Regions from separate parts of the Mus musculus genome. Here region 1 is linked to region 2. A link is a contact called in ENCODE Hi-C data. All regions are on one chromosome and are shown on one strand. Each heading gives the region's core, a stretch centred on a gene start or an enhancer-like site at or near the end of the contact. The rest is flanking DNA. Distances are from core to core; before and after follow the strand shown. Region 1 overlaps Ssh2 (slingshot protein phosphatase 2). Region 2 overlaps Abr (active BCR-related gene).

Region 1 (5,828 bases), core at 139-2,638, 900 kb before region 2:
CTCCAATTCCAGGGGCTCTAACCTCTTCTTGCTTCCTCCAGCACTTGTACACACCTGGTGCATATATATATATACACACACACATATACATACATATACATAGGCACACACACACACACACACACACACACACATATATATATATATATATATATACATACACATAGGCACACACACACAAAATAAATAAATATTTTTAAACTAGGAAGAACATTATGAACACCCATATTTCTATCACTTTCTAGCTTTAGTTCACAGCTAATTTTCTATCTTTGTTCTCTTTACTTTGTCTCTAGTGTAAACCAAATCTCAGAAACTGTACTAGCAAAAAGCCTTTTGGTAGTTTTGTTACTCTCTTAGCAAATAGCAGCCAGAGTGCTTTAAAGTATATCCAGATTATAGCATTGCTGTGTAAAACTCTGTTAATGTGTCTTTCCTTCGTATTTAAGAATGAAGAGTCAGTCTATATAGCTTGGTCTGTGAGGCCCACAGAACAGCTTGCAGTGAAGCAAGTTACCTCTGCCCTTATGCTGCCCACCTCTGCTTGTTTACTGTGAACTACCCTGGTTCCCCTCTTCCGCCTCTTCAGTACTCAAGGCCCCTTCTCCAGGCCTTGTACTTAACTATCTCTACCTGAGTCTTCTGAACTGGTAAGTGTTTAAATCTCAGCTTTACTACCACCATCCCTCTTGTCCTTTATCCCAATACATCTATCCTGTTGTCCTGTTTTCTTCCTTTCAGGATATTTTCATGAACTAAAACATTTATTCATGTGTGTTATCGATTGTAGTTATTAGCACATAAGTTCCTTGGATGCAAGGACCTAACCTTGCTCATCATTGTATCCTCAGCACAAGAAACCCTTCCAGAAATTCATTAAGTGCTCAAAAGATTTGTGGTAACTAATAAATTCCTCCTAGTTTACCCCCAGCTCTTTGCACGGTTCCATCACTGAGCACACTGGTTGAGCCCATCTCTGTGAGGACAGGTCCTGGTCTACATGGCAAGTTACAGGACACCAAGGGCTACATCATGAGACCCTGACTCAAAATAAATGCTATAGAACTCTACGTATATGGTAGATTAATGGGTCATAAAATGACATTGTTTATGGTAAATGAGTAGGCAGGCTGAAATCAACTTTATAATGCTCACTTATGGCTCAATCTCATGCTTCAATAAAGTGATATAAGATTGATAAAACTTTTGAGGTTGTGACCAGTCAGAGAGATTGGATACATTTTTAAAAAAACAAACACCATAATTTATAGATTTCATTTTAAAAACCTGACTATTGGCTAGGAGAGGCTGCCCTGATTTTGTTTTGTTTTCATCTTTAAAAAAAGCACTGCTCTCTTGTGGTTTGTTGCGCAAGCCCTGTCTCTTGTTACATCCGTGGTGTGCACATGTCACTGTGTTGTGGACCAGTCTCACTGCCATTACGGGAACAATCTAAGACAAAATGTCTGAGTGACAGGATGAATGGGGTACACCACAGACAGGAAATGAAATTCACACTTCTGCCAACACAGCAACTGTCTCCTTTACTAAATGAAAAAACAAAACAGTTAAATAGTCTACCTACTCACTAGGCAAAATTACCAGCTTTGATCATGTTGGTTTCCAGTAAACAAAGCAGTTATCTATGTGTGCAAAGGAAGCACTTGCTGAGTGGAGCTTAACAGCAGAGCATGCTCCAGCCATGCCTTTTGAGACACAGTAGTTTCTCTGACAAACAGTAGTCTAACTTCCTGGTTTGGGAAGTTCTGTCTTACTGTCCTTTTGTTGCTTATGCTTTAAAGAATATCTATGTTCATTCTTTTTGGTAAGCAGTTAAATGTGCTTTTCAAAATGTATGTAAGTACTTTCACAAGGGTAATGGCAGGGACAATTATCTTAAGTTAATTCAAAGCTGTTTGGACCCTATCTATTCATGATTAGAGAGGAAAGAGGAGTCTGGGGACATAGCTCAGTTTGAAAAGCACTTGTCTAGCATGCCCAAAGCTCTGAGTTTTGATTCCCAGCACTGCACAGGCTGGCTGTGGGGACAGTAATACAAATTTGTACAAACAGATCAGAGATCATACCTCATAGGGCATAAGGGAAACCAGTTTTTCTATTTGGGTCATTTGCATAAATTTCAAAAAATGCACAGCAGATCCAGCTGGGTCAGGCAGAAGACTGTCCCTTAAGTGTGACAAAGGATCTCTGAGAGTGACACTCAATATACTCTAGATGACACATCTCATTCTCTTTATTCCATGGCCCTAGATACAAAGTCCTCAGTGATCACAAGTGGCATACTGCTGGTAAAAGAGGGAGCATGGATGAGAAGTGCTGACTAGTTATTATTCCTGAGTGTATTCGTGGTAGTAAAGTAAATCATACTATCAAAGATGAACAGAAACACCACACAATCTGTGATCATTCAGGGTTTCAATGAGCCAAATTAAACCCTTTTATCTGAATAAAATTATACGTAAATTTAATTTCATGTACTTCAGTGTGCGGTAAGAAGTGTAGTGATCTTCCCAGATAGGAAGATATCTAGTTATGACAATATCAGTGTTTGTCAAACACTGATATTGACATAACTGTTCAAAGATTCAGCAGATGGCGATGTTTTAAAAAATCTTTTCTGAGGGGCCAGCCTGGTGGTTTAATGTTAGGTAAAGGTGTTTTGCTGCCACCCTGATGACCTGAATTTAATTCAGATACAAAGCCCAGAGGACTTAAAAATCCCTATGCTAAAATAGAAAAAAAGACAGAGAAAATCCTTCTTGATCTAAAGATGATAAAACAGTGCTTAGAGGATTGTTTTCCTGATGAAGTGTGACAGTGATAGTGCTCTTCAGTCTTAATCAGAATGAAGCTGAAGAACGGCTGCTTCTCTTTGTCATAAGATTACTGCTCATCAAGGGAGAGGCATTCCTGGTTACTTACACGAAGTGAGTTAGCAATAGTTAACCTGGCTTCACACTAGCTGCTGGGCCCTAAGTACTTCATTGTACCTTTATAACACAGTCTAGTACTATGTTTGGTTCTAGTTTACTTTTAGGCATTGGAGGAGGTCACAATATTATATGTCCAAGATCATACAGCAAGCAGTAAGCCTCAGATTCAAGATCTGATGTGAACGCCCCTGCTCTGAAAAATTCTTTCATTACTCTAGTTTTAGGACAATATAATAGATGAAATATAGTTTCTTTTCTACAGAGAATTTTTTAAAAGTATTTTATTTATTTATTGAATGATTTTTGCATTGGTGCTCTTCCTACGTGTATGTCTGTGTGAGAGTGTCAGATCCCATGGAACTAGAATCACAGATAGCTGTGAGCTGCCACGTGGGTGCTGGGAATTGAACTCCAGTCTTTTGGAAGAGAAGCCAGTGCTCTTAACCACTGAGCCATCTCTCCAGCTCTCTCCAGAGAATTTTAAAGTATCGAGTGAGAGGGATGAAGGTAATGTGATGATAAACAGCTATCATTTGGGAGGCCAGGCTAGTTGGGTTGGTATGAAGAACTGCAAGTTCTGCTGGGAATGATAGTAGCATTTTAGCTGCACTAACGGGGGGAAAGAGCACTGTGTTCTTTGGGCAAACACCCCTTGCCAAACCCTTCAGATCAAAATCACTTCCTAAAGCATGGCATTTGTTAACTGGCAGTTTCTTCTCAGGCAAAGTACATAAAGCAAAAGGTCAACTAAGGGAAGAGAGAAAATACTTAGCTATGTAGATAATGAAACAATCTTTGAGGAATGTGGTCAGGGTGGTCGCCTCTGACCAAGCAAGAATGTTAAGGAAACAAAACAAAGCAATACACACCTGGCCAAATGACTAAATGTTGGTTGAACCAGAAATTCTGTTTTATAATGAACCATACACAGAAAGAAATGGATCATTTATGAGAACATGAATGTTTCAGGGATGGAAAGATAGCTCAGTGGTTAAAACCACTGGCTGCTCTTACAGAGGACTGGGGTTTGGTTCTCTGCATCCACATAGCATCTTACAACCATTTATAATTCCAGTTCCAGGGGATCTGATGCCCTTTTCTGGCCTCCTCAGACCCCAGGCATTCATGTGGTACACATATATAAATGCAAACAAAACACGTAAAAATAAAAAAAAAAGTTTGTTCTTTTTAAAAAGAAAGTTTCAGGAAGTAGATGTAATGTTCTTATTTCAAAGTTAAATAAAGAAAAAATAAAATTAAGTGAAAGGTTATTTTCATATTTTAATGCCAGCCAATTGAATTTGTTTGGTGTTTTTGCCTGAGGCCAGATTTACAGGTAAATGATTGTGAAATATTGGCTGTACACAATATCACTGCACAAAGCTGAATTGGTTGCAGCTATGTTAAAGTCAAATACACAGTTCAAGCTGCAGGATTTTCATCTTAAAGAATAATAATTATGTAGGGTTGGTGACTTCCACATGTGTGCCATGGGATATGCCTCCCCAAACAAACACATAAATCTTTCAAAAATACCCTAAGTAAGGAACACTCGTGTAGAGGGAGCTTTTGCCTACATTTTACACGGCTACACTTTCCTTTCCTTTTCTGATAAGCCCCTTGTTTGGTACTTTAAGTTTCAGGTACAAGAAAGATGCTAGGGCAGTTGTTGTCACTACTTAAGTGAGAAGGAGTTCATGTCCCTACTAATAGAAGGGCATTTGTAGCTAGAAGTTTTAAGTATCAGGCCAGAAGCCAAGGGATCACACAGATATTAATGTCATTGCTTATTGACAAAACATAACTACATTAAAAACAGGGAGGAAAAAGACATTATACACTTCATGACTACAAAAAATTTAGAAGTGTATTTCTTTTCTTTTCTTTTTTCCTTTTGTTTTTTGTTTTTTTGAGACGGGTTTCGCTGTGTAGCCCTGGCTGTCCTGGAGCTCACTTTGTAGACCAGGCTGGCCTGGAACTCAGAAATCCACCTGCCTCTGCCTCCCGAGTGCTGGGATTAAAGGCATGCGCCACCACGCCCCGGCACCAGAAGTGTATTTCTAAGTAAGGAGAAAAATGTAACATTGTATTCCTAAAGGAATCTCGATTACAATGGGAGAAAACGGAAATTCATGTCTCATGCATTCCCCATTCCTACCACACAGAGCCAAACACTGGACAATACTGGAAATGGCAAATCATATCTGAAAGCTGATACCCTGGGACATTAATTCCCAGACACAAATCTATGAATACAGTAGCAAGGTTAATTCTCTCCATATCAACAAAACACAGTAAAGCAACTAACAGACAGATGAGCTTAGGCTCCTGGCTCTTACTGACTGACTATCAGGCCATTTTAATTCCAGCTTAAAACACCCTAAGTAAGTTTCCATCTAGACCAGTGGCTCTCAGCCTTCCTAACACTGCAACCCTTTAATACAGTTCCTCATGCTGTGATGACCCCCAGCCATAAACCTATTTCTGTACTTCATAACTATAATTTTGTTCAATCTGTGGGTTGGGAACACTTTGACAAACCTCTATCTCCAAAAATATTTGTATCACAATTCATTATAATAGCAAAATTACAGTTATGAAGTAGCAACAGAAATAATTTTATGGTTGTGGGTCACTACAATATGAGGAAATGTATTAAAGGATTGTTAGGATGGTTGAGAACCACTGATATAGACCTTAACTAGGGAAAGGGAGAGACAAAAACTTAAATATCAGAAAATGCTTTTTAGTTTTATTCATTTTAAATATTCATTTATGGGTAAGATTTTATTTCATTGTTGCCCCAATAGACAACATACATCATAGGAAGTTTGACAGAAGCAGTAATTTCCTGTTGGTTATACAATTCAGTCC
Region 2 (5,394 bases), core at 144-2,643:
ATCCACACACTCACACACACACCCTACCACTCCCAACTTGTTCACTCTGGCCTCTCAGAAGGAAGAGAGGCTGGTAGGAAGGTTTGTTGCTGGAAGGCCTAGGGAGGGGGTGGGGCTGGACCCTCCCCAGCCTCCGGCTCAGAGGATAAAGCTCAAAGATAAGGACTCAATCCCTCCCTCCGCTTATCAGGAGCCCTCCTGAGGCCCAGCTCTGCTTTTCCTGGGTGGTCCAGCTTAGAGGTGAAACTGTTTCTCTGGCTTTCTCCCCCACTGTCTCCTAACAACAGATCCCTTATCCCCCAGGGAGTGACTTAAAAATGGAAATTGACTTCTCAGTGCAAAGTGTCTCTTTTCTCCTCAGTACTTCCTGGTATGCAAAGGACTAGGCCTATGTACTTAAGACTGTACACACTGGCAGAAACATTGCACAGACAGGAAAGCCACATAGGGGCCTCTGTTCCCCGGCCAGCACCCAGGGGCCAGGTTTAGTAACTTTCTGGAAGGAATAGTGAGCTTCTGTAACTCCTGGGGTCTGAGAGCTCAGCTTTAGGGGCTGGGGCTCTAAAAGAAAGAGAACTAAATGGGCTGTAGCTCTGCACAGGCACCGAGTGAGTAAGTGTGGATTGTTGCCTACAGCCCATCCCACCTTGGGGTCATAGTTTGCCACAGCTAGCCCAATTGCCACCTTCTCTTAGCCTTTCACTGTGGCTGTTTCTGTCGGAGTTCATAGTCCTAGGGCACCTCAGCTTGCTTGTTTATGTGATAGGTTAACTACACCTCCTCTGTGAGCGCCAAGAAGTAACCAGGGCTGCGATAGTAAATGTGCCTGACAGGGCCAAGCCTTCAGGGGTAGGAGGTAGAGGAAGTGGGCAGATTTCTTTCCCCTGTTTCGAAAGGCTACTTTGCTAGAGGACACGGCAGACATGACTGTGTGAGGGCAGAACTGGCTAACTCCCACCTTTAAGTGAAGCTCCCAGGGTGGGAGTTGAGACCACCCAGGGGTTCTCTGTAAGAATTCTTTTGACAGCTTCTCTCTAATCCTTGCCATAAGCTGGACCAGGGAGGAGGACGGAGGTAGCTGATGTGCTAGCTCCCTGGTCCTAATATCAATGTTGGCTCAAGCTCAGTGAGAGGAGCCTGGCCTTTGAGCCTGTATGTGAGTCTTCAGATAAAAAGTAACTTACTAAGGACCAGCCAGACCATCCCCCTTCACCATGGATAATGGAGATGAGAGCAAAAAAGTCAGTCCTTCATCTGGTGAGAAAGTTTCAGGCAGGCTGGCCCATGTGACTGGCCCTGGTGAGAGCGCTTTTCTTCCCCTTTCACAGACAGTGGGAAGTTCAGGAGGAAGCAGGGCTGTTGGGCCTGTCTCGGCGGAGGTTGACCAGTGTGTGCTTCCCCAGCAGTCGCTTCTGAGAAGTCTCGGCCTTCCCAGAGCTGTTCTCCTCTTTCCTTTATGCCCTCCACCTGGGGATTGTGCCAAGGCACAGGATGAGTGGCTTTGGGGCTCCAAGGCAATTTGTACCTGTCCATTGGATTAGATGGAGATGTTATGTCACATCTGAAGGGAAGTCCCCTGTATCCTTTCACCTGGGCATGGGAGCACGCTGTGCCTTCCTCCTAGTTCCTCCTGCTGCCTTGCCTGTGTGACCCCGCAGCTCTCCTCCTGCTCAGATCTCACCAGCTTCAAGGCCCCATTACTTTAACTGGTACCTCCTCCACAAAGCCTTTCCTTAGCTGCTCCAGTACATCCAAGTTGGGAAATGTCCGGCTTCATGCTGGCCACCAAGTTGCTTGGTTTGTTTCAGTCCATTTTTCAAATAGCATCTAATGTTCTCAAGAAAGGAGATCATGGGTCACCAAAATGATCGCCTGAGTGCTGGGCTGCTGTCACTCACTGCTCTGCAGAATGCTGGGTCATTGCATGGCCAGCCGTGCTGTCAAAGCCATACTCCCCTCTGCATAAACACACTCCTGTGCTCCATCCAGCCCTGCTCAGCCCTCCTCTTCCTGTATATGTGCACTGTACATAGTCTTAGTGGCCTTCAGGCCTTGTCTCTCACCAAGCCTGGTTCTGACTCCAGTTCAGTCTTCAAGGAAATCTTGATGAGAACAATTCTCTCTGGCCCCATGGCTATCTCAGAGTAAGGGTCCCTCCCCTCTTTGGAGGAGCCACCTCCCCACCCTGCCTTAGGTGGTCCCCTCCTTATTTTCTTCATCGAACTTACTGGTATGTATCATTTCATGTTTGATCATTTACTTGTGTTTCCTTTGTCTCCTCTGCTAGACTGGAAACACCATGAGGACTGGGACGGTATGTGTTCCAGGCACACCAGTGGGGGTTGGGGATTGGTCTTATATTTGGCACTTGGTTCTTTATTCAAAGGATGAATAATAATATTAGCTGCCTTCTAGATGCCAAGTAGGTACTAGAAACTTTATTTATTTATTTATTTATTTATTTATTTATTTATTTATTTTCAGAGCTGAGGACAGAACCCAGAGCCTTGCACTTGCTAGGCAAGTGCTCTACCACTGAGCTAAATCCCCAACCCCTCTTTATTATTATTATTATTTTTTTCGTTTTTTGAGACAGGGTTTCTCTGTGTAGCCCTGGCTGGGCTGGAACTCACTGTGTAGACCAGGCTGGCCTCAAACTCAGAAATCTGCCTGCCTCTGCCTCCCGAGTGCTGGGATCAAAGGTGTGCACCACCACACCCGGCTCTTTATTATTTTTTGAAGATTTATTTACCATCTTTATATGTATGTGTCTTCATGAGTTTATGTGCACTGCATGCATGCTCAAACTAGAGGCAAGAAGAGGATGTCAGATCCCCTGGAACTGGAGTTACAGGTGGTTGTGAGCTACCATGTGGGTGCTAAGGACTGATCCCATGTCCTTTGCAAGAGCAGGAAGCAGTCTTAACCACTGAGTCATCTCCAACCCCTAGATATTCTATGTAATGTGTGACTTTTGAGATTCACTCTTCCTATTGGTTCTTTTGAGAAGGTAATACCACTTCAGTCCCACACATGAGCCTGCTAGTAAAGAGATGATACACCCAGAAATGGGGAGTGACTTGCTTCCAACTAGTAAATGGCAGACTCTGGCTGCAGCCCATACTGCCTGCCCTGACCAAGATTGAATCCCATCCTGTTTTTTAGCAAGAACCTGTTACTAAAGGTTACTTGGTTCTAGTGCCAGGAGGGTCAGTGGGTCTTCTTGGGCCTGGCTTTGTCTTGTTTCCGGACTTTGTAGAATGTAGAGGACAAAGAAAGTCAACAGTTGGACATTGTCTGGATATATGAGACTTGGGCTTAGCCACTGTCATCAGGAAGATGGAGTACAGTTAGGATGGAAGGCTGGCCTCTGTGATGAACCCAGGTTGGCTGTCATAGCACTGAAGGAGCCATTGGTAGCTCTGCTTCCCTCGGTGTAGGTGATCTCACGGCCCAGCACCTCAGCTGTTAACTCTCACACTCTCTCCTGGAATGCTTCTCTCCTTAGTCGGCCCACAGCCTCATCCTGTGTGTCGCTGACAGCTCTGGTGAGTCCATGCTGACTCTGTCGTCTCCCACTGCTCCCAGGTCTGCAGGGAAACCCTTTCCATACTGCCTTAAGGTTGTAGGCTGTTCTCCCTTGCCTATGTGTGCCTTCCCTGTCCATATTTCTACACCCTGTCTCTTGCTGGGCCATTGCCCAGTCACTGCCAGGGACAGTCACTGCCCCTTCCACTGAGGGTGCTGGTGATCTTGGTATAGATGAGCAAGGATGACTAGCTGCTTTCATTTTCATGTCAACAGGCATTGAGAAAGAGTCTTGTGACCAAAACCACACTCAGTGGGAAAGATCATCACGCTCGCTTAGTAATGTCTGCATGTCTGCCACGGATGTGGAAAGTAGGAGGGTGGCATGTATGTACCCGTTCCTCTCTGAGCTAACATTGGTTTCTTTTTTGAGACTGGCTCTCACTGTGTTGCCCAGGCTGGCCTGCAATCCTCCTGCCTCAGCCTCTGGAGTGCTTCCAGTACAGATCTGGCTTGAGCTAGTGTTGAATCTCTCTTTGGTTTTACCTCCTGAGTACTAGAACTGCCTTCTGTTTCTCAAAAGGAAACAGCCAAGGAGCTGGCCTCCCAGGTAACACTGTCCCACTGAAGCATGACAAGGAGGCTTATGACTGGGGCCTGAGGCCATTGTGGAAGAGACTAGGAACCTGCTCAATGGACCAGTGAACACACACAAACGAGCCAGGGGTTGTGAGCTAAGGTTGTGTTGGGGAAGGGAAGTGCTGTGGCTACTATGTCAGATCGCTGCTGCCAGGTTCCCTCTCTCTGCATGTGGCTTGTTGGGACCTGTGACAGCAGCTCTGAGAAATCGTGTTTCAGGTGCTCTGACTTCAGCGGCCCTGCCTAGGCAGAACTTGGGCGGCGCTGCATGTAATCAGTGTCACAATCTGCCCAGGACCTGCCAACGAACGCTCTGGTTCATTCATCACCACCTTTGTACTTTGTTCCTCTTCCTCTTCAGCCCATGAAACCCCTGAAGGCCACAGCCACCACCTCCCAGCCTGTGCTCACCATCCAACAGATTGAGACCATCTTCTACAAGATCCAGGACATCTACGAGATCCACAAGGAGTTCTACGACAACCTCTGCCCCAAGGTGCAGCAGTGGGACAGCCAGGTCACCATGGGCCATCTTTTCCAGAAACTGGTGAGTCTCCCATGAGGGCATGTCTCTATGGCAGACTGGTGTTAGAACTGGTCACTCTAGCCCTCTTGAGGCCTGGGTCACCTCCAAGCCCTTGGAGGCCGGTCTGGACCTGGGTTCTTTAGGGCAATTGGACTTGGATCCTCAACCCCAGCCCCCATCCTAGTGGAGCCTTGAAAGTGCTTCTAGAGAGAGCGGCAGAGCCAGGTCCTGTGTGTGAATGTTCCTGGGGAATGCTGGCTTTGTCTGCATGGGAGTCCTTTGAGCACTGGAATGGAGCTTCCTCTGCCAGGACGCAGGTCCCTCTGTCACTCCATGGACAGAGAAGTGTGTGAGGAGGCTGCAGGAGGATGACGCTTACCTGAGACCTTGGAAGGCTGTTGCATCCCAGTGCTGCCTTTACAAAGTGAAGCAGTTGGCTGGATATGGTCCTAACTAACAGTTGGTTCCAGAGTAGAGAGTATCAGCCGGTGTTACCTGCTGCTGTTCACAGGAGAAGAGCACAGGTTTAATGTTGGAGGATGTTCACAGAAGTCCTCTTGTTGCTAAGGCTTCCATGACACCCTCCCCCTTAGCTCTGCCTGAGCCTGCTTAGACCAAAACACTTCCTGACCTCTGTAGACCGTAAATGGTCTTCCCCATTTACCTGGCTTCTCTCCATCAGTGCCCAAGTTGGAATGACC

The links. A loop is a pair of places that touch in the nucleus more often than their neighbours do.
Region 1: a map of T-helper 2 cell shows a loop between it and region 2 (4-fold over the local background). The contact joins two enhancer-like sites. A Hi-C loop is called at or near these places in 2 of 37 maps with a recorded cell type or tissue (T-helper 17 cell and T-helper 2 cell).

What each region holds. Positions count from the first base shown.
Region 1 is chr11:77,382,142-77,387,969 of GRCm38, reverse strand. The region is part of intron 2 of Ssh2 (slingshot protein phosphatase 2); the gene reads right to left. Among named protein-coding and RNA genes, the nearest start is that of Coro6, 79 kb to the left of the region's middle. Within about 2 kb of position 1,388, at least 2 of the 3 ENCODE cell types and tissues checked have a DNase peak (open chromatin) inside an H3K27ac peak, as active enhancers do.
Region 2 is chr11:76,478,315-76,483,708 of GRCm38, reverse strand. It overlaps Abr (active BCR-related gene), which reads left to right. Exons shown (of 23, transcript NM_198895.2): 4 at 4,529-4,714. Among named protein-coding and RNA genes, the nearest start is that of Timm22, 74 kb to the right of the region's middle. Within about 2 kb of position 1,393, at least 1 of the 3 ENCODE cell types and tissues checked has a DNase peak (open chromatin) inside an H3K27ac peak, as active enhancers do.